6 separate regions of the Homo sapiens genome follow, and regions 2, 3, 4, 5 and 6 are each linked to region 1. Evidence: read pairs that join two places in POLR2A ChIA-PET (ENCODE). Cell type or tissue: MCF 10A. All regions are shown on one strand.

Region 1 (4,000 bases):
GCGATAAATAAATGTGCATTGTGTTAAGCCACTGATATTTCAGGGCTTTTTTTAATTAATATTTTTTGTAGAGACAAGGTCTCACTCTGTGACCCAGGCTGGAGTGCAGTGGCCCAATCATAGATTGCTGCAACCTCAAATTTTGGGGCTCAAGCAATATTCCTGCTTCAGCATCCCAAGTAGCTGGGACTACAGGAGTATACCACTGCATCTGGCTGTTTGTTTGTTTGTTTTTAGAGATAGGTTCTCACTATGTTGCTCAGTCTGGTCTCAAACTCCTGGCCTCCAGGGTTTATTTAGTAAAGCTAATCTAACCCCAAAAATGCAGCCTTAAGCCAAGTTCTTAGCTTGAGGCTTTTCAGACCATACAGGTAATAGTAATTAGGTTGCAGACTTATGAAAGGAACAAGCTGTGACTCACCCAATGCTAAGGTCTCAGATTATCCACTTTTCTTACTGATCCATGTGGTGTGAAGCATTGGGGAATTTGTGGAGGATAGGCAGTAAAGGCAGCTTCCCACCTCCCCACCATTTATCTTTGCTCTGGGCATAGCCCTGTGTGGATCGCATTGTATGTGTGTAAGCTCTGGCTTTGTCTCCTGATCCCAGTCAGCTCCATCCCCCAACTAGATTTTGAGAACCACCAAATCTCAAATTTCCTTGGACTTGTCAAATGTCCTTAGCCTGAAGTTGGCCTTGACTGTCTGCTGGCCTGTCCGATGTACTATTTTCAATTGGTGTTTGGCCCCTGAAAAGTCCGCACTTACTTATTAAGTCAGCATGCATCTAAAAATATGTTATTCATATTTTAGCTAGCATTTTACATTGTTTTCAGTATGAGGGTCAGTCTGATTTTGTAATTTTCAATAGTCCCAGTAAGAGAACTGGGCATTTGTTTTTAAAGGCATTTAAATTTATAATAAGTTTATGTATTTTTCGTAACTTCTATAAATTAATTCGTCTCATTTTGCTTTTGTGAGTTTCCTATTCACATCCTCTGCTTTTTTTGCTGTTGTTATTTTGTTCTTTTAAACTGGAAAATAGTACCACGAGTACTCTAAGAAACGTCCTGATGACATTTTCACTCACTGTGACCTCTGGTGGCTAATTTACATTTCAGAACCATGAGTAAGATCAAGATGGACACCACCCCCACTTTTCCCTGCCCAAGGAGACCTATTGAACAAGCCCATTCTTGCCTTCAAGCCCTGCTTCTCAGAGTTAATTAACGTTTGTTTCATTCCACTAGATTCTCTTCTATTTCCTAGGCAGTCTGGTCTGCTATGAATTTTAGGTTTATCCATGTTTCCTTCAATTTAACATTCTCAACATTAAATATATATCTTAGTCTGAGAGCTCCCAAAAGTAGACCTTGAGACAAGGATTCAAAGGCAAATATTTATTTGGGAGATGATTCCAAAAAGCTGGATCATACATCAAACCAAACTCTATTTGCATTATGAAAAGAATATAAATGTAGATGTCCAGGACAGAGAGATTATAGTCAATAAGAATTGGGTTCTACATAATGGTCAGATAAATGCTTAGTCCCTTAGGCTGCTGTAGCAAAATACCATAAATGGAGGAGTGGCTTATAAATAGTGGAAATGTATTTCTCACAGTCCTGGAAGCTGGGAAGTCCAAGATCAAGGTGTCAGCATGGTCAGGTTCCAACTTCTTGTTGTGTCCTCACTTGGCAGGAGGGGCGAACGAGCTCTCTTGGGCCTCTTTTATAAGGGCATGAATCATATCATGAGGACTCTTCCCTGTGGTCTAATCACTTCCCCAAAGGCCCCACCCCCTCATTTAGTCACCTTGGGGATTAGGATTTCAACATATGAATTTGGCGGGGGCAGAAACATTCAGACCATAGCAGATGCCAAGGACAAAAGGATTAATGAACAGCATTCTGTTTTATAGTCACCAAGGTAATAATAATAATAATACTTATCAAGCATTTACCGTGACATTTTATTAAATTTAATTGATTTAATCCTCAAAAATCCAACGAGTTAGCTGTAGCAAAAGAAAGAAAGTAAGGAAGGAAAGAAGGAAGGAAGGAAGGAAAGAAGGAAGGAGAAAGGGAGGGAGGGAGAGAGGGAAGGAGGGAGGAAGGAAGGAAAAAAGAGGGAGAAAGGAAGGAAGGAAGAGAGGATCAAAGGCAAAATAAAATATGTATTTAATACAAGTGAATTTCTAGATTTAATGTTTTATTTGGAAAGAAAGAATTGAAATTCAGGTCATATACACAGACCTGGTTGGTGGTCTTTGGTGTGTCTGCAGAACAAAGAGGAGGTTGGAAATGTTATATTATAAAAAGGAGAATCACTACATACGCCTCTTTCAGAAAGTTCATTAGCACTGGTAAAATTTGTGGGGAGCTGGGAAGCTCTGACTGGTGAGTGACTCTGGTGGGTAAAACTAGACTTTGTGTTGCACCCCCTTGTTTCAGAAGCCATTAGATAAAACTGGTTTCAGGTTACAGTAGGCAGTTTTAGCAGCCAAGATTGCACAGAATTACAGTCTTAGAGCAATGTTATGTTCCCGGAGTGCTTTTCCTCACTGGCCTCTTGACTCTGCTTTAGATGACCGTGACAAGAATGACCCGATTTCATCTGATCAACTTTCATAGAAGGAAGGAAAGAAGAAAGGGAGGAAGAAAGGAAAACAGGGAGCCTAGAGAAAGGAGGGAGAAAATAAGAAAAAAAAAAGAGAGAGAGAAAGGTAGAACCTGGATGTAAGCCAGATTTCTCTTTTCTTCATTCTAACACCCCAGTTGACATAAGGGATTTATTTCGGGAGCACATTATGAGATCTAAAGACAATTCCATTAGAGTGTATGGGTGTGTGTTTACTTGTAACAGCTCATAAATCTTTGAATCTACACATGGAGTGTGTGAGGTTTTTGTTCCACACCTCCCCTCTCAGGTCCCATATTACAGAAGCTAGCATTTTCTTTTAACTTTATATCTTTGGACCAGACATAGATGTAACTGTTAACTCTCCCATAGTCTTTTAAGAGTTTCTTGCTCTCGGAGGCTTATTCCATATTTAAAATAGACCTAAAATAGTATTCATGTAATTTTTCTACTAATAAAAGGAAGATGATCTAAATAATCAAGATAAAATGAGGGTATATGAATACGATTTTAGAAGGAAGTGATTTGCTCTTTTTATTTTAAGCATGGAAGTAGAAAGATAGGTAGAAGAAAGAAATCACCGAAGGAAATTAAATTAGGGACCAAGGAAGGGCAAGCGCATAACAACCAGCTTAATTATAATAATTTCTAGAAGCTCATTGTAGGATGATTTTAAAATATTAATTGGATCGCAACCAATCTGACCTAGTATGTCTTACATAAGCAGCTGGTTAGCAATCGGTCTGAAATCTTAAAGACTGTCAAGAGAGCATCTGCAATCTGTTATTAGTGGGGAAAATATAAATTATTCTGAGCCGTGGAGTATGTGGTTGCCACTGAGTATACCACTATTAGATATTTTAGAGGGAATAAGACAAATGGCACAATTAGGAGAAGCAAAACCTTGTAATTTAAGAAAACCTTGAGATGGATTTTTCATTTCGTACACAGGCTAATAATTAAAGTCTAATATACAGTCTTTATTTTGTTTTTGTGTTTTGATTTCTCATGTTGGCTGGTGGTTACTGTACTTGGCCTAGATTAACTTTTTCCTCCTATGAATAAACATGAATTATCTATGAGGCACATAGTACTTAAAATGACCTGCAGTCATTATTTAGTCAATTCCTGTAGCACAACTTTAAGCTTTTTCACAAAGTGAGTGCAGTGTGTTTGTATGGGTTTTTAATTGATTAATACCTTACCATTTAAAAAATAAGGATTTAATGTAATTAAGTTACTTCAGATGGTTAAAAACAGTGCTAGTTAAAGTGTGGTCCCTAAACCCACAATGTCAGCTTTACTTGGGTGCTTGTTGTAAATCAGAATCTCAGGCCTCACCCAGATGTACTGATTCAGAA
Region 2 (4,000 bases), 100 kb after region 1:
GTTAGTCCCTTCATCTAGAGAGACTCCTATGAAAAAAAGTTATACCCATCCTTTCATTGCAAACTCAAATTTCTATTCTACCCATTGCCTTCTCCAGCCACTTCAGCTCTCCTTGTTGCTCCATCTTCTCTACAAGCTCTTGTTGGGGCTTCCTCTTTTCTTTTCTTTTCTTTTCCTTCCTTCCTTCCTTCCTTCCTTTCTTCCTTCCTTCCTTCCTTCCTTTCTTCCTTCCTTCCTTCCTTCTGTCCTTCCTTCCTTTCTCTCTCTCTCTCTTTCTTTCTTTCCTTTTTTTTTTTTCTTTTTTGGAGTTTTGCATTATTGCCCAGGCTGGAGTGCAATGGTGTGATCTCGGCTCACTGCAACCTCCGCCTCCCAGGTTCAAGTGATTCTCCTGCCTCAGCCTCCCAAGTAGCTGGGATTACAGGTGCCCGCCACCACACCCAGCTAACGTTGTGTACTTTTAGTAGACAGGTGTTTTCACTATGTTGGCTAGGCAGGTTTCGAACTCCTGACCTCGTGATTTGCCCGCCTGGGCCTCCTAAAGTGCTGGGATAACAGGTGTGAGCTATGGCGCCTGGCCAGGGTTTCCCCTTCTGAATGCCACCCTCTACAACTGTAGCTGCATCTCTAGAATTTATTCACAGAATGTATACATATTGACAAATAGTTACTATCAATTTAGGTACCAGTTAAAAATGAACAAATATTTTATTAATCACAGCGACATCATTTATTGGAAATGTGGGAGAATCCATATACATAGAATATTTTTTCTGTCTACTGACACTACGTGGTGTACATAAGGAAACTCACCTTGAAATAAGTTTATGATATGCCACTCATCCATGACCACTATGAGAAGACACTACATTAGCAAGTTAATGATGTTTTTCTTTTCTACTGGGTTATGCTTCTTTAGGATAGGAACCGTCTTACTTTTTTTTTTTCCTGTAGCAGAATACCTTTGCCAGCCTCCTGATATCATCCCCAGCTACAAACTCAGGGATGAAGAGGCAGGCATAGAAAAAGAAATACTTGTTTTCCTAAAGTGCTGCTGCTAGCATACAGTTTAGAAATGCTGAGATATGTACCAAATACCTAATAAATATGGAGAAGGAAAAACCAAGAATATATGTTCTATCTCGATGTTTCTCAAAGTGAGGTCCGTGGACTAGTGCCCATCTGTGATGAAAAAAGTACAGGAGTTGCAAGCGAGCAGTTGGAAACTTTTATAGCAGTTTTTCTGTTATGCTTTTTTATAATCATATTCATTGCAATGTAATTTCTGTGACTCTTTAAACAAATAATAAAAATCTGGGCCTGTCTTTTGTATCCCTTTGCTTATTTTTTTATTTCATGTTCTATTAATCATTTTTATTTTATTTTTACAAAAGTATCCATCCTTGACAGATTGGAAGTTAAAAATATAATGAATTGATTCTTCACTATAGAGCATTTGCTAATTATTGCTCTGTATATCTATTTATCTACTTCTAGGCTTATTTTTCTCTGTATCTTTTTCCTATGTAGTTAGGGTTCTAATAAGAATTCAAATCCATATTTTGACTCTTTATGAAAACAAGAAATCTTATATCTTGCAGATTTCTCTTACAGATAATATCAGTCGAATAATTATGCAGTAGTTGTTCAGCTTTTAAGTCATGGAACTGAAACAACCTCACCTTTCATCCTCAGAGTGTGCCACAATAGTTAGAAACATGAAGAAAGCCAGGCATGTGAATAAAGAATTGACTGTTCACCTGCACTTTTGAATTCCCTGCATTTAGCTAGTTCTAACTTTATACATATTATTCAACATGAATCCTTGTCCAAGAAAAATGAATAATAACTGTTACATCCTAGGAAGAAATAATACATTGTGCTCAGAAATAGGTTTCCATTCACAAATGCTGGCATTTTGAGGTTACCGGCTGTATTCAGGATATAGGAGATACAAAGCACATTGCAGGAATATAATTTTACTGCAGTGGAGGTCATGTGGGGATTAATTCACCTACATTTTTATTTAAATCATATTCACAAGTAATGCCATTTTGAATAAAGTTATATCATTTAAAGTGTCAGACACTTTAGACTCCATTTCCATATGCCCTATTATATGAAGACCTGCAACTTGAAATTCTCTCCAGATTAATCTGAGAGGAAAATATAGGCTCTCATTCTGAGTACATCCCAGAAGGGATTAAGTGACCTGATTTCAAGAAAAAAATAGAACAGGCTATGCAATGACTAATTTGCCTCTTGGTAAAATAAAAGTGACAAACAACAATTTTATTCATAATAGAAGTTTCCCCCAAAGCAGACTTTTGTGCTAACTCTGGCATATTCTATTTGCAAAATATTTTGAATGTATCTCCTGTCATATGGCTCTGCTTGTGAATTCAGGTTTTCTCCTTGCAGGAGCATAAAACCCAACATCTATTTTAATGTAAAATTAGAGATTTGTTGAAGGCATAAGAAGCATATGATACCAAACACATGATTATATTGGATAGCATGCACTCTGAACCTTTTTCACCCTCCAGGAAAAAGATCATAGTTGCATAGTCAATATTATCAGCAGATTTGTATTTAATATGCAATCTATATGTTTTATTGATCATGCTATGATTTGATAATGAAATAAAAATAACTATGGCCTCTTTCCCACTGAAATAAAATTCTTGGTATATAGAACAGCCTGTTGAGAAAACTTACTAATTGAAAAATAAATATTTCCCAGTGTTGTCTTTTCTTCATAGCCTCCTTATCTGGGACATCTTAAATTTATAAGTGCAAAATGTTGGGTGCTTGATGATTTGATGATTTAGTTTCAGTATAATAAGTCAAATGTGGTATTAGTTCATATTTAATAGCATTTTTGAAAAGAACTTTTAATCTTTTGATACAAAAAAGTATTCTTCTTTCCCAAAATTTTCTCCCTGATTAAGACATTTTGTATCCTTACTTTTAAGTGAGAACTTTGAATCTTATCATTTTTTAAATTCAGTGACATCTTTCAATAAACAGAGAAGGGAACACACAAACATGAAAAGAATAGACCAGAATAGGGCATTTAGCTCATATCTTCATCTAGAATATGATTTCTGAATATGTGGAGAATCGGTCTCATCCTTCTGGTACTGGTATTGAGAGTGAGGTAACAACATCTGACAGCCTCACTAAAATCTGGATTTATTATGATGTGAAGTTTTCAAGTCTTTATGAATTTTTCCTAATTACACTATTAAATGTTTTAAAAGTGGTAGTGATTAAAGACTGAATTTAAGCTGTACCTAATGACCTGTCAGTCAGTACCTTTGATGTATCTCAAGATCAAGCAGGAATTTCTAATATGGCATCTGATATCATGTAGAAATGAGATGCCAAACTATAAGACAGAAAGGCTGAGAGACTGGAGTGGAAATCCAAGCTCATCAGCGTTTTACTTACTCTGGCTTGACATAGTCAGTGAAATGCTTTGAAAGAGATTCCTAGGAGAAGATAAATTCTGAGTGGAACAATGAGATTTCAGTAGCACGGAGAAACTGAAGAGATAGTGGAAATTCACTGAATGTGAAGTCTCATTCGGCCAACGCTCCTTAGACTTACTGTGAGAGGAGTCTGCTGCTGGAGAGACATTGCCACATGTGTGGTTGAGCCCGGAGAAATATGTATGTTTCTACGCTGCACACTGATATGCAAACATGAACTTAAATATCTTACACTAAAACTTAAAAAAAATCGTAGCAATTGATGTATAGATGTGAAACCATAAGAAGGGTTTTCTCTCTTGTTGCTTGCTTCACATTATGATTTCTTTACATGGACTTTCAACAGTCCCACTCTCCCCGCCCTTCTGGAATAGTACATGTATCATGATAAAATGTGTGGGCATGTCCTAAAGAAAAATCACCCAAAATACATTCTTTTGTTGTCTTTTAGGGGTAATTGTTTAAATGGAAGAGTGGATTTTTTTCTTAAATAAAGTGAATGTCTC
Region 3 (4,000 bases), 51 kb after region 1:
TTCTTAGACGGAATCTCACTCTGTCTCCCAGGCTGGAGTGCAGTGGTGCGATCTCGGCTCACCGCAATCTCCGCCTCTCGGGTTCACGCCATTCTCCTGCCTCAACCTCCAGAGCAGCTGGGACTACAGGTTCCTGCCACCACGCCCGGCTAATTCTTTGTATTTTTAGTAGAGACGGGGTTTCACCGTGTTAGCCAGGATGGTCTAGATCTCCTGACCTCGTTATTTGCCTGCCTGGGCCTCCCAAAATGCTGGGATTACAGGCGTAAGCCATCACACCCAGCCGGCACAGTGCTTTTAAGCATATGGTTGATCCATATGGTGGCAGTGTCATTACTTAATTTTTTTAATAGTTGAATAATATTCCATTGTGTGGATATATAACATTTAAAAAATCAATTTATAAATTGATGGACATTTGGATTATTTCCACTTTTTGGCTATTGTAAATAATGGTGCAATAAACATTTATGTACAAATTTTCCTGTAGATGTATGTTTTCAATTCACTTGGGTTTATACCTAGGAGTGAAATTGTTATGTCATATAATAACTCTATGTTTGAGTTTTGAGGAACTGCCAAACTGTTTTTCTCAACCTGGATAATCTCAACTGGCCAATCTTCATGTTCACTGATTCTTCTGCCAGGTCAAATTTGCTGTTGAGCCTCTCCAGTCAATATTTCATTTCAATTATTGAACTTCCCCACTCAAGAATTTTTTGAATTCTTTCTATAATCCTATCTCTATTCAATGAAACATCATCAAAATTTTCTTTAATTGTTTAGACATAATTTAGCTCTTTGACTATATTTATACTAGCTAACTTAAAAAGTCCTTAACTGTTAAGCCAACATCTGAATTACTTGGGGACATTTTCTATTGGCTGCTTGTCTTCTTTTATATGGGCCATACCTTCCTCTTTCTTTGCATGTCTCATAATTTGTTGCTGAAATTGAGACATTGTAGATAACATAGTAGCAACTCTGGTATCAGACTTCTCTCCTTTGCCCCTCACCCCACTTAACAAAATGGTTGTTTCCACTTTGCATTTTGTTGTTGTTACTTATTTGTCATCAGCTTTCCTAGAGGAATCCTCTAGATTCTATATTCCCTGCAGTATGCAGCCCATGACTTCCTTACTAGCATTTTTTGTTTGTTTGTTTAATTTAAGTGTTATTTTCAGTTTTAAGACTGGGTTAGAGTTCACTCCTGGGTCAGTACACTTAGGGATTAGCCACTGATCTGTCAGGTTTCCTTAACTGCCTGGAGTCATGGAGCTCTCTATGCAAAGACACACCTTCAATCTTCAGGCAGCATAGGAGTCGGCTTTAGCTTTCACCTCCTGCTTATGCATGACTTCAAGGTCAATAAGAGCTGAGTGTTTGGAGCTTTCACCTTTCCCAGGTCTTTCCTGGGCACGCCCTACTCATGTGCATAACCCTGCACAGGCACACATCCCTTCTAGAGTCTCAGAAATATGTCAGAGCTTTTTAAAGTTCCCTATGGTCATCTAGTTCTCTAAGTCATCCTTTTACATTTTTGTCCAGGGTTCTGTTTGCCCCCAGTGAAATTACAGCCTTAGGCAGCTGTTATGTGACAGTGTTACCAGGAGATTGCTATTGTTTTCATTCATGCCCTCAGGATAGTACTTTTTTTTTATCTGATCTGAGATTCAAGTCAAATCAAATAGAAAAAACAACCTGCCTTAGAATGGGGATTTACTGGAGAGCAGCTAATTTGATCAACATATTGACTATCCTCTGGAGCTGCAGCTTTTAATGGAGCTCCAAAGAGGTCAGTTTTCTCTGTTGGCTGCCAGGCTGCAGGCATTTTATAGTCACCTGGCCACTGAGCTGGGAATGGCGGTGGGATGGGAATAGTCCCAAGTGAAAATGACACAGACTCACTGTTTTAAAGAAATGATTGTATGTGATTTTTTTTTGCTTGTATTTTTATTATTTTATAGGGAAGAGGGTTTGCCAAGGTCCTCATTCCACTGTTTCAGCTAGAAAATCTAAACTCAGATATCTCAGAGTAAAATACTCAGGCTGTTAATCCTTGTGCTTAGTTTACTTAATAAATGGCTTAATGAATATAAAGTGCTTAGAAGAGTTTTGGGCATATATAGGTAAATATATAATTTTGGGCATATGCAGGTAAATATACATGATAAGCATGTAAGTTATGAGTGTTAGCTATTATTATCCTTTTCTTTTGTCCTCCCCAAGAGTGGCTTCTCTCTTCTGCTTCCATTTGGAGCACAGTGAATAGATTATTTGAAGCTACAATGCTATGAAGCCATTGATAGCTGAGAAAAGCATTTAAAATGTATTTTCACAGATTTAACACAGTAAGTACAGCCGTGCAGAGGGCTTTAAACTCTAAGGTAGCATGCTGCAGACAAATACATTCTACTCAAACCTGGGTATAAAAGGAGGGCTAGTTCTAAACAGTGAATGGAGACAAACAGCGTAATAACCAAGGTATTAACTCATACTTAGGGTCCCTTCCTTCTTCAATTTAACATTTCTAAGTTAAAAAAAAAAAGTTATTTTCCCCTTAAAAACCTAATTGAGTAGAAAAAAGTATCCTTTCCATTTTAGTTTGTAAGCTGTACTTCTGGGGACTGTGGCTGTTCATAGTGAAGCTGCCAATGAGAGCATATTCTGATTCTAAGTGAGATACATAGGAGGAAATTGGGAGCCTCCTGACAATGACATTTTACCTACATCTTCTAATTGGAAAACAACCCCCAGTCTACATGGAATAGGGAAGTGTGAACCGGACTAGTGAATCCTGTGGGGAGAGACTCTTGTGGGAGGTGGCTATCCATGTCCTGGAGCAGAATGTAGAAAGAGAATATTCTAATTTTTCAAAGAATAAAAATTACCTAAAATAACAGCAGCTCTTAATAATCTATGATCAATTGACCTAAAATCTCTGGGGGATAGATCTAGTAGTCTTAAAGAGTAAATAAGAGAAGGCTGAATACCTATATTTATCAATGAAATGGAAGACCCACTTTAGGCTGAAACTGGCATTTGGACATGAAGAAGCAAGTTTGACAAAATCAGGGGACATGCTGCCAGATGCCAATCTCCATGATGGGTTTTTATTTTATTTTTGATTGGAAAAAAGCAAAAAAAGTGGCTTTTTACAAGGATGCCAAGGTAGAAGGGGCAGGCCAAGTCATTCTCTTGACTAAGGTGCCCTGCACATGTGTTCAGGGGCCCAGGTTTGGGAACAGAGCATGGCCTCCATCTGCAGGCTTCGGAGGCTCCAGGGAATGCTGAGTGGCCCCAGGGTTTGAAGCCTTGGAAGCTCAAGGAGGACGACCCAAAGATTCCTTTACCAAACTCTAGTGAGGCTCTTTTGAGCCCTCCTCTCAACTAGGTCTAACCTTGGCTTATAAATGTGAGCAAACACTAGCACAGTTTCTAACAGCTAAGGCCACATCCCTAAATGACCCTACCCCTCTTTAAAGTGACTGCCTGAGAAAACTCAAGGCTGCCAAAGAAGATTCACTGTTTGTTGTGGCTGACACCCAAGGATAGGGCCTCTGACTTCCAGTCTCAGTGGGAAGATAGAATCCTAACTTTGATTAATTGCTAGCTGGCAGACACAGCTGGCCTAATGGCATTTAAACTGACTAACCCTTTGTAATTTTTCACTTCTCTGACTCTACTACTCCCCTCCACCACCATTTCCCCCCTCCATATTCCCTTACTCTCTCTTTAAAACATGCATTCACATCTGAACAAATGGAAGTTGAGTTCAGTACATGCTGCACTCTTTTCTCTATTGCAACTCTTCTTATTGATTAAAATCTGTCTTTACCACTTTAACTAGAGCCCTGTGTTGTTCATCTTTGACATTCCCCCAGCAAAGTTGGCACTGAATTGCAATGGACAATGCAGCAGCTGCTCTCAGGTAGAGGCCCTCAACTAGAAGGATTATCAAAAACCAAAGCAGTGATGTGTGAGTTTGAGACCTACCCCT
Region 4 (4,000 bases), 57 kb before region 1:
CAGAAGGTCTCAATTAATTACTATTTAATGAAATGCTATCCTTTGTTTTACAATGTATGCGACCAGAATGAAATATAGTTATTTTGGGCAAACAATACAAGATCTAACATTAAGAGGTCTGCTATGCTGAGTGAAATCTGAGAAATCTTGCTGTGGGAAAACTTAAACATACATGAAGTTACAAAGTAGCTTAACACTCAATTTCTAACATACCTTCTCTCGAGTAGATACCACCAAATAAAAATGAAAAAAGGCACCTACATTTCTAAAATAAATAACAATAATATTCCCTAACAAAAAATTCAAGTAGAATTAGAAGGCTGTAACAGAGCATTATTACAGAAACCAGTTTCTGGCAAAAACTCACAGTAAAAGCTCTTCTAGAACCAAATTAAAAGATACATTTTATGCTACTTTTTTTTTTTTTTTTGACAGGGGGTTTCGCCCTTGTTGCCCAGGCTGGAGCACAATGGCACAATCTCAGCTCACTGCAACCTCCGCCTCCAGGGTTCAGGCAATTCTCCTGCCTCAACTTCCCAAATACCTGAGATTACAGGAATGCGCCACCACACCGGGCTAAGTTTGTATTTTTAGTAGAGACGGGGTTTCACCATGTTGGTCAGGCTGGTCTCAAACTCCCGACCTCATGTGATCCACCCGAACTCCTGACCTCATGTGATCCACCCGCCTAGGCCTCCCAAAGTACTGGAATTACAGGCATGAGCCACCGCGCCTGGCCGTTTTATGCTACTTTTAATTAGCTTAAAAGTATACAATCCCCATCAACTGTTGTGAAGTACACAATAGAAAGGCACAGTATACTTTAAATGTTGGTATAACCTTAAATATAATAACACCAAGTAACATTCACAAACTACCACCATTTGCTGCAGGAAATAATAATTCGACACTGATAAAGCACTTCTTTGTTGCTTCAACCTCTCATGCTATTATAATCAGAATAAAAATTGAGGTTCCATACCTAGCTTTATCACATGTATTAGAACTAAGAAAATAGAGTATTTCAAAAAAAATTCAATTCTCTAATATTCTCTAAAATAAAAATAATTATTTTTTTAATTAAGAGCTACTATATAAGTAGGTCAGTACTTGAACTGCCCAGAGATTTAGAGTAAAATAATCTAATTGCTCATGAAATAATGCTAAAATAAGTCTCACTTAAAGTGGGGACTATTCATGAAAACATGTTCTTAAATTTGAGTTTCTCCAGTCTCTGCATCACATAACAATAGGGAGGACAGCATTTATAATACATAGGAACTTTAACCATAATAAACAGATTAAAAACATTAAAGTCAAAATACATCTTCAAAGAGTGGCAACTCAACTGTCAGTACCTTATTTAAAAAAAAAAAAAAAAAACCACAGAGAAGCAACCACTCCACCATAGTTAACAGAGATATGAACTCATACAAGATCCAAGGTGATGATGACTGGAACCAGACCAAGGAAGGACAATCTCTGAAAATGGTGATCACAATTTACATCTGAGTCAGGTCTCTCTGCATAAGGATTTTACTTGTCATCTGCGGAGATGCCATAATTTCTACTAAGAGTTCCGTATAGGAGACCTGGGTGATGTCAGTATTTGACTGAAGTAACACTCTTGTAAAATTTAAAATATAGCATCAAAAATGAGACAAAAAGAGGCATGTGGTCAAATCTTTACTCTATAATGCTCTTCCCTAAGGGGCTATCATCTAAATTGAGGAAGGTCTCTCTCACATACCAGAGAAGTGCAAACAAGCATCCGCCCCGGAAGAAGGGAAGAAATTCTGTCTCACCTTTCCCAGTGAGAGGAAGCATGGCTTGCAATGCATTTTGGATCTCCATGACCTGGCTCAATTCCCAATTAGATCTTTTGACTCATCCTCTTCATTCACCCACCCTGCAAACCAGACTATTCCCACACTACAAATGGGTCCATTGCTTCCTGCCATCCTCACTGCCCTTTCTTCTGTACAACCCTACGTATAAAAAGCCTACCCACCCATCCTTCAAGACGCAGTCCAAAGGATACCTAAGCAAGGAAGGTTTCCTGGTGCTTCCAGACTCATCATGCCCAAATGCAGTACTTTCTCACATTCTATCTTGCCTTATGTTGCCTGATTAAAGTGTGCTTTCTCTGAGGACTGCATCTCCATATCTGCAACAGTGCCATGCCCATGCACCTGGCTTTCAATGGTTACACAAGAGGAGGTTAAAGCCCAACACTTCCAAGTCCAATTAGAACTCCAGATCACACTTGTGGGGTGCAACTGGTCCTAGACCAAAATGGTCTGAAACTAAGATCTACAGTGTTTCTAGTTGACTGAGATGCAAGCTTAGACTAGGTAGAGTGGAAAAGAACCTGAATACCTATTAAATGTGTCCTGGGGCTCTCCTGAACATGTCTAAGCACAAATGCAGTATTATAATACCACATTAATCTCACAGCTAATCCAACTGTAAACACCAAAGCTCAACTTAAAGCAAGTCCCTACATGCTTAGAGTAAGGCTTCACTACATTAAAAGTCTAAAATTTAATGTAATACACATATTCACAGAGAAGTGTGGGTTAACCAGGAACAAGAACTATTACCAGGACAAAGCTGCCTTTATCAACCGGCCTCAACTCATGGCCTGGCATATTTATTTATAGTGCTAGTAAAGAATTTTAATGATTTAATGAACTGGAAAGGATGATAAATTCTCAGCAATTCACGTGAAAAGAGGAAAGCAGTCACATGAATAATCCAAAAAAAAGGATAATTAAAAAGACTGTCTAATGTGGTCCTGAAATGTGTTTCACCTGTACTTAACACTGAATCGATGAATTTCCACTACATTAGACACACCCAGTCTTCAAACAAAGTAATAAAATAGGCTTGTGTGTATAGGGCAGTAGGAAAATGCATGCCTCCCCTGCAAATAAACCACAATTCTAAGATGGGCGATGTCTCATTTCAGATTACTGCAGAGCAAAAGCACAAGTAGAAAAGTATACTGCTTACATGCATGAGTCTCTGTCTCACTTCACTAAGAAGAATCAGGCAAGTAATCAGGTGTTTGACTTTTTTACAAAAAATAAAGAATTCTCAACTTCCATCTATATATTCCCTTACAACATTGAAGTAACAGGCCGGGTATGGTGGCTCACGCCTGTAATCCTAGCACTTTGGGAGGCCTAGCTGGGTGGATCACCTGAGGTCAGGAGTTCAAGAACAGACTGTCCAACATGGTGAAACCCCATCTCTACTACAAATACAAAAATTAGCCAGGTGTGGTGGCATGTGCCTGTAATCCCAGCTACTTGAGAGGCTGAGGCAGGAGAATACTTGAGCCTGGGAGGCAGAGGTTGCAGTGAGCACCGATAACACCATTGCACTCCACCCTGGGCTACAGAACGAGACTCCGTCTCAAAAAAAAAAAAAAAAAAAAAAAAAAAAGGAGTAATAATAAATGGAAATTATGGTATCAGTAGTGGAATAACTTATTTTTGGCCAAAACTGGAAAGTATCTTGCTGGGCCGGTGTGTTTATGGAACCTTTACCACCAGCAATGATTTTAAAAACCATTAAGAGTGTTGAAAATGTAAAGTCATAGTTTTGAGATTTGTGTTGGCCAAAATAAATAAATAAATAAATCTGCTCAAATTTTTCAATAACGAATTCACTGGCCATAAAAGTATATTTCTTAGAAGGCAGGGTGAGGTAAATTCATTCCATGTGTGCCTGTTGTTCAATGTGTATATGACTTAAAAGTATGAAGCCTTTTAAGCAGTTCTGACTTGCACTGGTTAAGAAAGTAAGTAGAACAAGTGACCAAATCTCTCTGCAACCTCCCAGCAACATCTGCTAGTGGTGATGCAGAACAAAGGCCACAATGGAAGGGATCATTTGCTCCTAACAGAAAAGGCAAGAGTTTCACCAGGAACTAAAAAAGATAAAAATGGCTCCATAGTCTGGCTCTGTAACTTTTATTACTATTGATGCTGCT
Region 5 (4,000 bases), 900 kb after region 1:
ATTGGCCTCATATGGTTCTAGTCAAAACTATGGGAAAAAGAGTGTGTTTTGTGAAGAAGGAAGTGTATGCAAAGGAACAGATTTTAGGAACTTTCTTAGGGATGTTCTTGTTTAGGAAAGAGAAACAGCCTAAAAGACCACAGGCGCCATGCATAGAAGCCAGGAAAAGTTCAATATTTCAAAAAGAAGCCGATCAAACTTAACTCATCTCTAGATAGCAAAACTATACTCACAACCTTGAAGATGCTAAGGAGAAAATAGCTAATAACAAAATATTTTTAAGTGTCCTGTATAATGCTACACAAAAAACAATTTGGTTCAACTTATGTATACCTCATATTCAGTTACCTTTTTTTCTTTGAACTTTTTGGAACTACCTAAGTGTTCATAGATAAGAAGGTCAGAAAATATAATATATTTATGATTTAAAAAATTATTTCTGAGGACACATAATTTTTCCTGAAATTTTTGAGTACCTTTTTTCAATATTTAATTTTCATTAATATATTTTAAACAGAGAATCTCTTTCAGACTCTGGAAGATCTCTTATCTTTATGGGATGTGATGAACATAAATGTATTGATCACAATTCTTCAAACTGCAAAACATTTCATCATTATCTGAGTAAACAATGTCAGGATTTTCATATTGTGGGACAAGGTATTGAATCTCTAGACCAAAAACTAGATCTGTAACTGAGACCAGGGATCTTCTAATTATGGTCATCCTTCTCTGAAACAAATCTAATCTACAGGTATGTTTTGTTGGGCCTGTGCATTGTTCTTCATAAACTCAGTTTAAACATTTAAAAATATAAGAGATTTTCTACATCATTAGAAAAAAATGGGAAATGCATAAAGTCTATGCTGTTAGGGTGGAATACAAATTTTCCATCTGAGTATAGTCTCCACCATTTGTTAGTCTTGTTCCAGCCTTTTCACTCAGTTATTTTACTGGCCTAGCCCCTGAAAACAGTTAAATTTGCAGTTCCTGTGTAGACTCTGCCAAAGAGGGTGGGGGAAATTACCACTCCTAGGTGTTTAGAAAACAATAAAAATTGTTGGCATTTCCCTTGGGAAATAAAGCAAAATTACATCTTCCCACATTTGCTTTTTCCTCAAGACAGATGTAAAAGAATTGTCTTCCTTTATCCCTCTAACCCTTGGTGTTATACCAGAGATCAAAAACTGTCTAGGGATGATTTTAAAGCAGAGTGCTTGAGTAGCTTCCCAGACCATTTTACCACCACCAACTACCTTCCCCAACTAGAAGAAGAAAAAAAAAAAAAAAAAAACAGACTGGCTTACTATCTAAAATCCCAACCTAGGCCATAATAATTAAAGTTTGAGGTACACTTTCATAACAATGAGAGTCTTTTTAAAAATATTTACCTTTTTATCACCAAACACTGATGATTTAATTAAAAGTTTTCTAATTATCCAGGATGTTTCACAACTGCTACACAAGTTTCTAGCTGTTCTGCATTTGATCATTATTTTGGTCATCCTGCAATAAATTTCATCTGTGAAATATGTGGTTCTACATAAGAGACATCAAAGACATTTTTAAAACCTTCATCTCTAGAAGTTCACTCCAAATCACAGCAGCAGAAATGGAAAGTCTCCACAGGAAGCACTCACCAAAACCAGAAGGGACTCCAGAAACAAATTTAGCCTTAAACATTTACAAAACCACAAGAAAAATTATCTCTTGATTCCTCATGCTATGAGCACTCAAAAACAACAAATTCAAATGATTTGTGCTTTTCAAGTCTTCTGCTCATGTTAGCCTGACAATAAACATCCCTGCTCTACACGGAACTAAGAGAGGTTAACATAAGAAGAGCATCCCGTAGGGTCTTGCTACTCAAAGTGAGGTCCATAGGCTCGCAGCATCTGCATCACCAGGGAGCTTAATAGAATTCAGATTCTCAGGCCCCACCCAGACTTCCTGAATAGAATGTTCACTGTAAGATTCCCAGCTGTTTCTTTATGCATATTAGAGTTTATATACTTCTCTAAGATGCAAAGATCCTTTCTCTCTTAGAGTATTTATGCACTTGAATAAGACATATACATAGACCTCAAAGGTTCCCAAGAGAAAATATATTCAGCTTCCTCATTTTACCAGTGACAAAATGGAGGCTCCCAAAAGGACAGTGCCTTGGCCACATTCACACATTTAATGGTTGGCAGAGCTCTGGCAAGAAGTCAGGTTTCTTGATTCTCTTCTTCATATTCTTTATACCCTGCAACTCCTTTGCATCTGCAAAGAAATCTCAGAAGTGAACATCCGGAACTAGTGGCTTAAGAATCAAAATATCTCCTCTGTTTGCAAGCTTCACTCCATTATTCGGCAGTTGATGTGCCAGGAATTCTTGTAGCCAGAGCCAGGCCAGCTTGGGGTTTCCCTGCTGACTCTTCCAGGTGGAATGTGTTAGCTAACAAGTCAACACTCGTGTTAGGCAGGTAAAGGCCCACATTCGGTGGATCAAGGACTTGCAGTCATTCATTAAGTAATTTGTTTCCTTTGTGCCAGGACCAAATCTCAGGCTACAGCCCGGCTCTACTTGTCAGGTCCTTGCTTTGCAATGACCCTCAATATTGGTAAAGTCACATCACTAACCAGCTGAGCCCAGCTCAGTGTAAGTTCTATGACAGGCATTGATGAGCAGAGAGAGTCTGACAGAAACCCTTCATGTGGCCCCTATTCTACAGGTAGAGTATGAAAAGTACGGGCCAGGAAGTTTCTTTCTCTGCTAAGATGCCCTCAGGGTAGAGGGAATGGAGGAGTAGAAATTTGGTTGAGCACAAAAGGGTAAATAGAGTGTATCCCAGTAGTTCTTAAGAGTTTTTGCCTCTAATGGGGTGCTAGGGCTGCTTAGTCCTAAGAATAAACTACCTGCAAATGAGGAATTCTAGATCCACCCACTTGTTGCACTAAAAGATAAAAATTAATCTACCTTTCACAGTAACGCAAGGATAATTAAGAGTTTGTGAACATAAGATGACTTTAAAAATTATATGGGCCACTGTGTTTTCAAAGCTACGTCAGTTTTCTTTAGACCAACCCAAATCTTACTGGCTTAAAACAACAACCATTTATTTTGCTTATTATTCTGTGGTTCATCTGGGCAGATCAGGTCTGGGAAAGCTTGAATGACATGCTGGGCTCTCAGGTGCCTGTGCCTGTGGTCAGCTGGTGATTGGTTTATTTGAGATAACTTCACTCACATGTTTGGTGATTGGGTCAGGTGTCTCATCCTCTAGTAGACAAACTCAGGCTCCTTCACTTGGTGGTCTCAAGGTGCAAAGAGCAGTAAGAAAGACCCAGCCCCAATGCTCAAACACATTGCAAGTCTCTGCTTGCATCATACTTTCTATTGTTCTTTAGCCAGAGAAAGTCACTCAGCTTATTCAAGTCAGAGACAGTTCTGAAAGACTATTAACCCTGCCCAGACGTCTTCCCTACTTCTTTGTTCTAGGATACTTGAGTGGCATGGTTCTACAGTGCTGTTAGCAAAGCAGTTACAACTTCTAATTGCATGATGGTAAAGCGGCCATTCTGGGATGGAGGCAGGGACAGAGAGTCATACCTTACTTAGGTCTTTGATCCTTAGAAATTGAACCAATTGTCAAAAACACCCCTCCAAATCCATACTCTGAACAAGAATATAAATAATAGAACACAGAAAAATCAAAAGCTTAAGCTACTTTTTTAAGTAGTAAAAAGGTTTTAAAAACTTCAGTCAATTATGAACCCCACAATGAAGGAATTCAGTTAGGATGTTAATGTAACTGCATTGTAAAAGTTATACTGCTTTTTCTAGTTCTGTGGCCTCTACATCTCCTGTTGACCTGTTTTTTAGGCATCCGTGTGATAGAGAACTTTTTAATACCACTGAAACAGCTTATAATAGTTTTCTACAATATTGCTCACATGTTTATTTTATCTTATTTTTTGCCCAGGTGACCAATAAAAAAGTCCTCTGAAAATTCTA
Region 6 (4,000 bases), 63 kb before region 1:
GTTATGATATACACTCTGATATTTTCTATTTTCTTCTTTCTTCTTTTCTTTTCAATGTTGGTCATAATCCATTCAACTGATCTCATGACCACAGTTTAAGAAACACTGGTCTAGGTTATTTCTAAGGGCATTTAAGGTTTAACACACTAGGTTCTTTTCTTTTTTTTTTATTTTATTATTATTATACTTTAAGTTTTAGTGTACATGTGCACAATGTGCAGGTTAGTTACATATGTATACATGAACATACTAGGTTATTTTCTATCAAGAATTCAGACTAGGGACCACCAGATGATGGCAAGTTCATGAAACTCCTCAAGCTGTCGGTGAAATTGGCAGTATGTGTGCATTTATTTTTCTAGAAAGAGAAGCCATGGCTTTCATCTGCCATGAGTAATTGCAACCCAAAATACAATAAAATGTTAGGGTTAAAATGTTATAAAACTATAAGATTGATTTGAATATACAAAATTTTGGTATCACTTTATTCTTTCATTTCTATAGTCTACTACATTAAATACAAATTATGGCTTCTTTTCCTCCTTGATTAAACATAAATAGTTAAAACTCCATCTGTTGAGTCTGTAACCCAGAAACATCACCCACTGGGTTGAAGGGTAAAAAAGGATAGCAGCCTGATGTCTACTGCTACATTTTACTCCTAAAATTTCTTTCCAATAGGCATTTTATCACTTGTTTCTACACTTCCTGAATTTTAGAGCTGTCTGCCCTAATGAGGTAAATAGGCCAAGAAGTCCATCAAGTTTGTATGAAAGTATTCCCAAAATAAAACATACTGACTATGCAGTGTATTAGGTGTTGGGCATACGGCGGTGAGCAAGACTAGAAACCAAACTTAAAAAGTTAGCTAATAATAGTGTGTTTCAGTTGATTTTATAATTGCCAGAAAGCTGAATCACTGTTAACCTATTTCCATTCAATTCCCAATAATAACAAAATTATCCACAGAATTTAAGCTCACTTAGATCATCCTTTTCACCACTGGAAGGTTTGTCAGCAATCCTACCTTTATTTAATACAATCTGACATATTCACTTTGCAGACCTGAATGAGGTTTGAAACTGAACGGGACTCCAGAAATCATTTAATGCAACTCTTTTTTCACAGGTATGGCAACTGGTGTCAGAAGTATAAGGGGTTTGTGAAAATTCCACAGTAAAGAAGTGGGGCAACACCTGGACTACGAGGCGGATCTCCTGGCTTGTCATGTTGTTTGCTTCATTCACTCTAATATTCACTCACAGTAATTACCTCACACACTTACAGAATGCTCAATTGTCATATTTCTAATCTACTTTAAAAGAAGAGCTTTCTTTTAAAGTTTACAAAGATGAAAACCATGAACATATGTAGTCTGCACCCCTGTAGGGGCACACTACAGGCAAGAATGCTGAAAGGATACTTGTGGAATGAGATGGAAGGAAGGAACTGCAGTGAGGACGCTGCTCAAAAACAGAAGAGGCTCTCCAGGTAAAATAAAGTTAGAAACCAGCTATTCACGGTTAACACCAACTTCTATGTCAACAACTAATAATGCTGGCAACTCTTGTTTAACTTGCTCTAACTCTGGACTCCTTGTCTGGACTTGTACATGGTTTACTACAAGGCCGCTAAAAAGCAACAGCAGTGAGGTTAACAGAGGTTTAAACAAGGTAAGGTAGACTGAAGAAATACCTATCACTTCCAAAAATGATTAACATAACCTAACAGAGGAGAGTAGTTTAATCTGGTAAGTTATGAGGGAATAGTGTTTTGTTTTTGCTTATTTGTCCCTTCAATACTGAGCAAAAATTATGCTTTTGATTTGGGAGGTAAAAAGATAAGCAACAAAATGTTGGCAGTCCCCAAAGTCAGCAGAAGCTGCTGGAAAACAGACTATATATGCTTTCTAAATTTGGAAATAAATATGGAGTCAAGCGCTGGAAGCATAGCATAGCTAAAAAAGCAAGAGCTAACAACAAGTGACCTTAAGGTCAGTATTTGTGAGCCTCATTTTCCACATCTGCCAAATGGGGTAATTAGACCCAGCTTCTCCCTCAGGTTTATTGTGAAGGCAAGATTATATGTTTTGTGAAAGCACTTTAGTTAAAAACAGTCTACAAAGGTAAGTTCTCACCATTAGCAGCAATTGTGCCCAAAGCAGGAAACGTTTGTGATGCAATCATCTAAAACACAAAATCTCAAAGATTAATCTAGCTCCTCATCCTTGTACTCTTTTCAGACTGCACAGCTACTGACATTTCATCCTATCTGCAGGCTTCCTCTAGCCCCACCTATGGGCCAAGCAGGTCCCATTTTGCTGTGAATCTGATTTTGCAGGGAAGGTTCAATAATAAGCAAGATTTGTGCTGTGCACTGTGATCCGGTCCACACCCAATGTCCAAATCCCACAGTGTTATTTCCAAACCTGCACTTGAACCCACACTTCAGGCTGGGTGCCCATTGTGGACTTCAAACCTCCATGAGGCCACCTGTTGGCTGATTCACTGCTGTGCCCACTTCCTGAGACAGCCTCCTGCAAGGAGCCCATCTAGCCACCCAGCCATATCTCACTAGCAACTCAATTTGGCCTCTCTCGACAATGACCCAGTTTGAATTCCAGCACCAAGGTTGATAACTAAGGCCAAGTATTTGGCCAAGGCATACCTCAGTGCTGTCCACAGTATAAGGTTCATGGTCAGTTTCATTAAGCCACCTTTTCACCACACAGAGCTCCAGTTAACCTTGAATTGTACTTTAGATTTGGGGTGAGCGGGGGGTGGGGAGGAATGCCCAAAGGTAGAATGTGGTAATTCTTAGAAGGCAGGGAACGATGATTCTTTTTAAAATTCCATATGGCACTTACCATGACATTTGACGATTATAGCTCTTACATACACACTGTGTCTCAGTGTGCACCTTGTTTGGAATACTAAACTACTCATCTAAATCCCAAATTATTCTCTTCCATACATTAAGTGATCTTGAAAAGGGGTATATAAAGTTTACCAGGAGATACTCTGAAGATGGCTATTTAAAGGAATATTATAATTTCTTTTGTAAAGTTGAAGATACTTCAATAAAAAAAGGCAACCAATTGCTAAGTTTTACATACTCTAGATCAAGTTTGTCCAACCTGCGGCCCTGCAAGAGGCCTAGGATGGCTTTGAATGCAGCCTCAAACAAATTCGCCACCTTTCTTAAAACATTATGAGATTTTTTTTTTCTGCAATTTTTTTAGCTCATGGGCTATCCTTAGTGTTAGCATACTTTATGTGTGGCTCAAGACAATTCTTCCAACATGGCCCAGGGAAGCCAAAAGGTTAGACAACTCTGCTCTAGATGATCTCATGGTACATTTCCTCAGGTGTATTGACTACATGATCGCCTATCTTTTCCAATTATAGGTTTCTAGGATTTAAAAAATCTGTATAATATTTGCCAGAAATAGTTATTTACTTAATATAATTTTCTTTACATTTTAATATGATTATGACCAATACCCAACTAAAACTCTGTGTACATATGTAAGTGCCATATTTTATGGACTGTAGATTCCTTGTGCCTCCCCCACCCTCGCCACTTTAACATCTCTGAAACTGGTTTGTGTCTTTTAATTGATGCCATCTCATGAGTGTAACTATTAGGCTTTTTTTTTTCCTTTCTTAGCAGTACATAAAGTAATGGCATGTCTTACACCTGATGGCACCCTACAGTCAGTGAAATACGGTAAAATTTGTACAATTCAACAGAAAGAAAGAAATCTTTTTTTTAGGTTGCTTAATTATTTCCTTAACCAGGCAAGATGATGGCTCAGAATTCTGGCTGAACTACATTAGAATAATTGAGCTTTCATCAAGTAGTTATTTGATAAAGTATATAATCACAATTCTCAATTGAGACTGCTACTATGACAACCATTGATATGGTAGAATATCTAGATGGAAATCTCAAAATGAGAATTTGCATTGCCAGGACTGGTAAGAGTTCCAGCATTAAT

Evidence for each region. Peaks named below come from ENCODE experiments on the same cell type or tissue, not always from the same donor. Only the 100,000 strongest peaks of a DNase experiment are listed, where the experiment ranks them.
Region 2: POLR2A ChIA-PET joins it to region 1 with 5 read pairs; 4 of 35 experiments call an interaction of 5 or more read pairs at or near these places.
Region 3: POLR2A ChIA-PET joins it to region 1 with 5 read pairs; 2 of 35 experiments call an interaction of 5 or more read pairs at or near these places.
Region 4: POLR2A ChIA-PET joins it to region 1 with 6 read pairs; 3 of 35 experiments call an interaction of 5 or more read pairs at or near these places.
Region 5: POLR2A ChIA-PET joins it to region 1 with 6 read pairs; 1 of 35 experiments calls an interaction of 5 or more read pairs at or near these places.
Region 6: POLR2A ChIA-PET joins it to region 1 with 6 read pairs; 2 of 35 experiments call an interaction of 5 or more read pairs at or near these places.

The regions. Positions count from the first base shown.
Region 1 is chr20:11,848,244-11,852,243 of GRCh38, reverse strand. All of the region lies in intron 1 of LINC00687 (long intergenic non-protein coding RNA 687), which reads left to right. Among named protein-coding and RNA genes, the nearest start is that of LINC00687, 20 kb to the left of the region's middle. In MCF 10A, no CTCF peak of the experiment used is centred here; DNase peaks (open chromatin) are centred at 1,153, 1,733 and 2,493.
Region 2 is chr20:11,743,406-11,747,405 of GRCh38, reverse strand. No RefSeq gene overlaps it. Among named protein-coding and RNA genes, the nearest start is that of LINC00687, 130 kb to the left of the region's middle. In MCF 10A, no CTCF peak of the experiment used is centred here; no DNase peak of the experiment used is centred here.
Region 3 is chr20:11,796,919-11,800,918 of GRCh38, reverse strand. No RefSeq gene overlaps it. Among named protein-coding and RNA genes, the nearest start is that of LINC00687, 72 kb to the left of the region's middle. In MCF 10A, no CTCF peak of the experiment used is centred here; no DNase peak of the experiment used is centred here.
Region 4 is chr20:11,905,705-11,909,704 of GRCh38, reverse strand. It overlaps BTBD3-AS1 (BTBD3 antisense RNA 1), which reads left to right. Exons shown (of 3, transcript NR_186407.1): 3 at 1-301. It also overlaps a transcript of BTBD3 not described here. Among named protein-coding and RNA genes, the nearest start is that of BTBD3, 10 kb to the left of the region's middle. In MCF 10A, no CTCF peak of the experiment used is centred here; DNase peaks (open chromatin) are centred at 1,874 and 2,424.
Region 5 is chr20:10,953,060-10,957,059 of GRCh38, reverse strand. No RefSeq gene overlaps it. Among named protein-coding and RNA genes, the nearest start is that of LINC02871, 71 kb to the left of the region's middle. In MCF 10A, no CTCF peak of the experiment used is centred here; a DNase peak (open chromatin) is centred at 2,439.
Region 6 is chr20:11,910,805-11,914,804 of GRCh38, reverse strand. It overlaps BTBD3-AS1 (BTBD3 antisense RNA 1), which reads left to right. Exons shown (of 3, transcript NR_186407.1): 2 at 1,129-1,491. It also overlaps a transcript of BTBD3 not described here. Among named protein-coding and RNA genes, the nearest start is that of BTBD3, 5.1 kb to the left of the region's middle. In MCF 10A, a CTCF peak has its summit at 2,371; no DNase peak of the experiment used is centred here.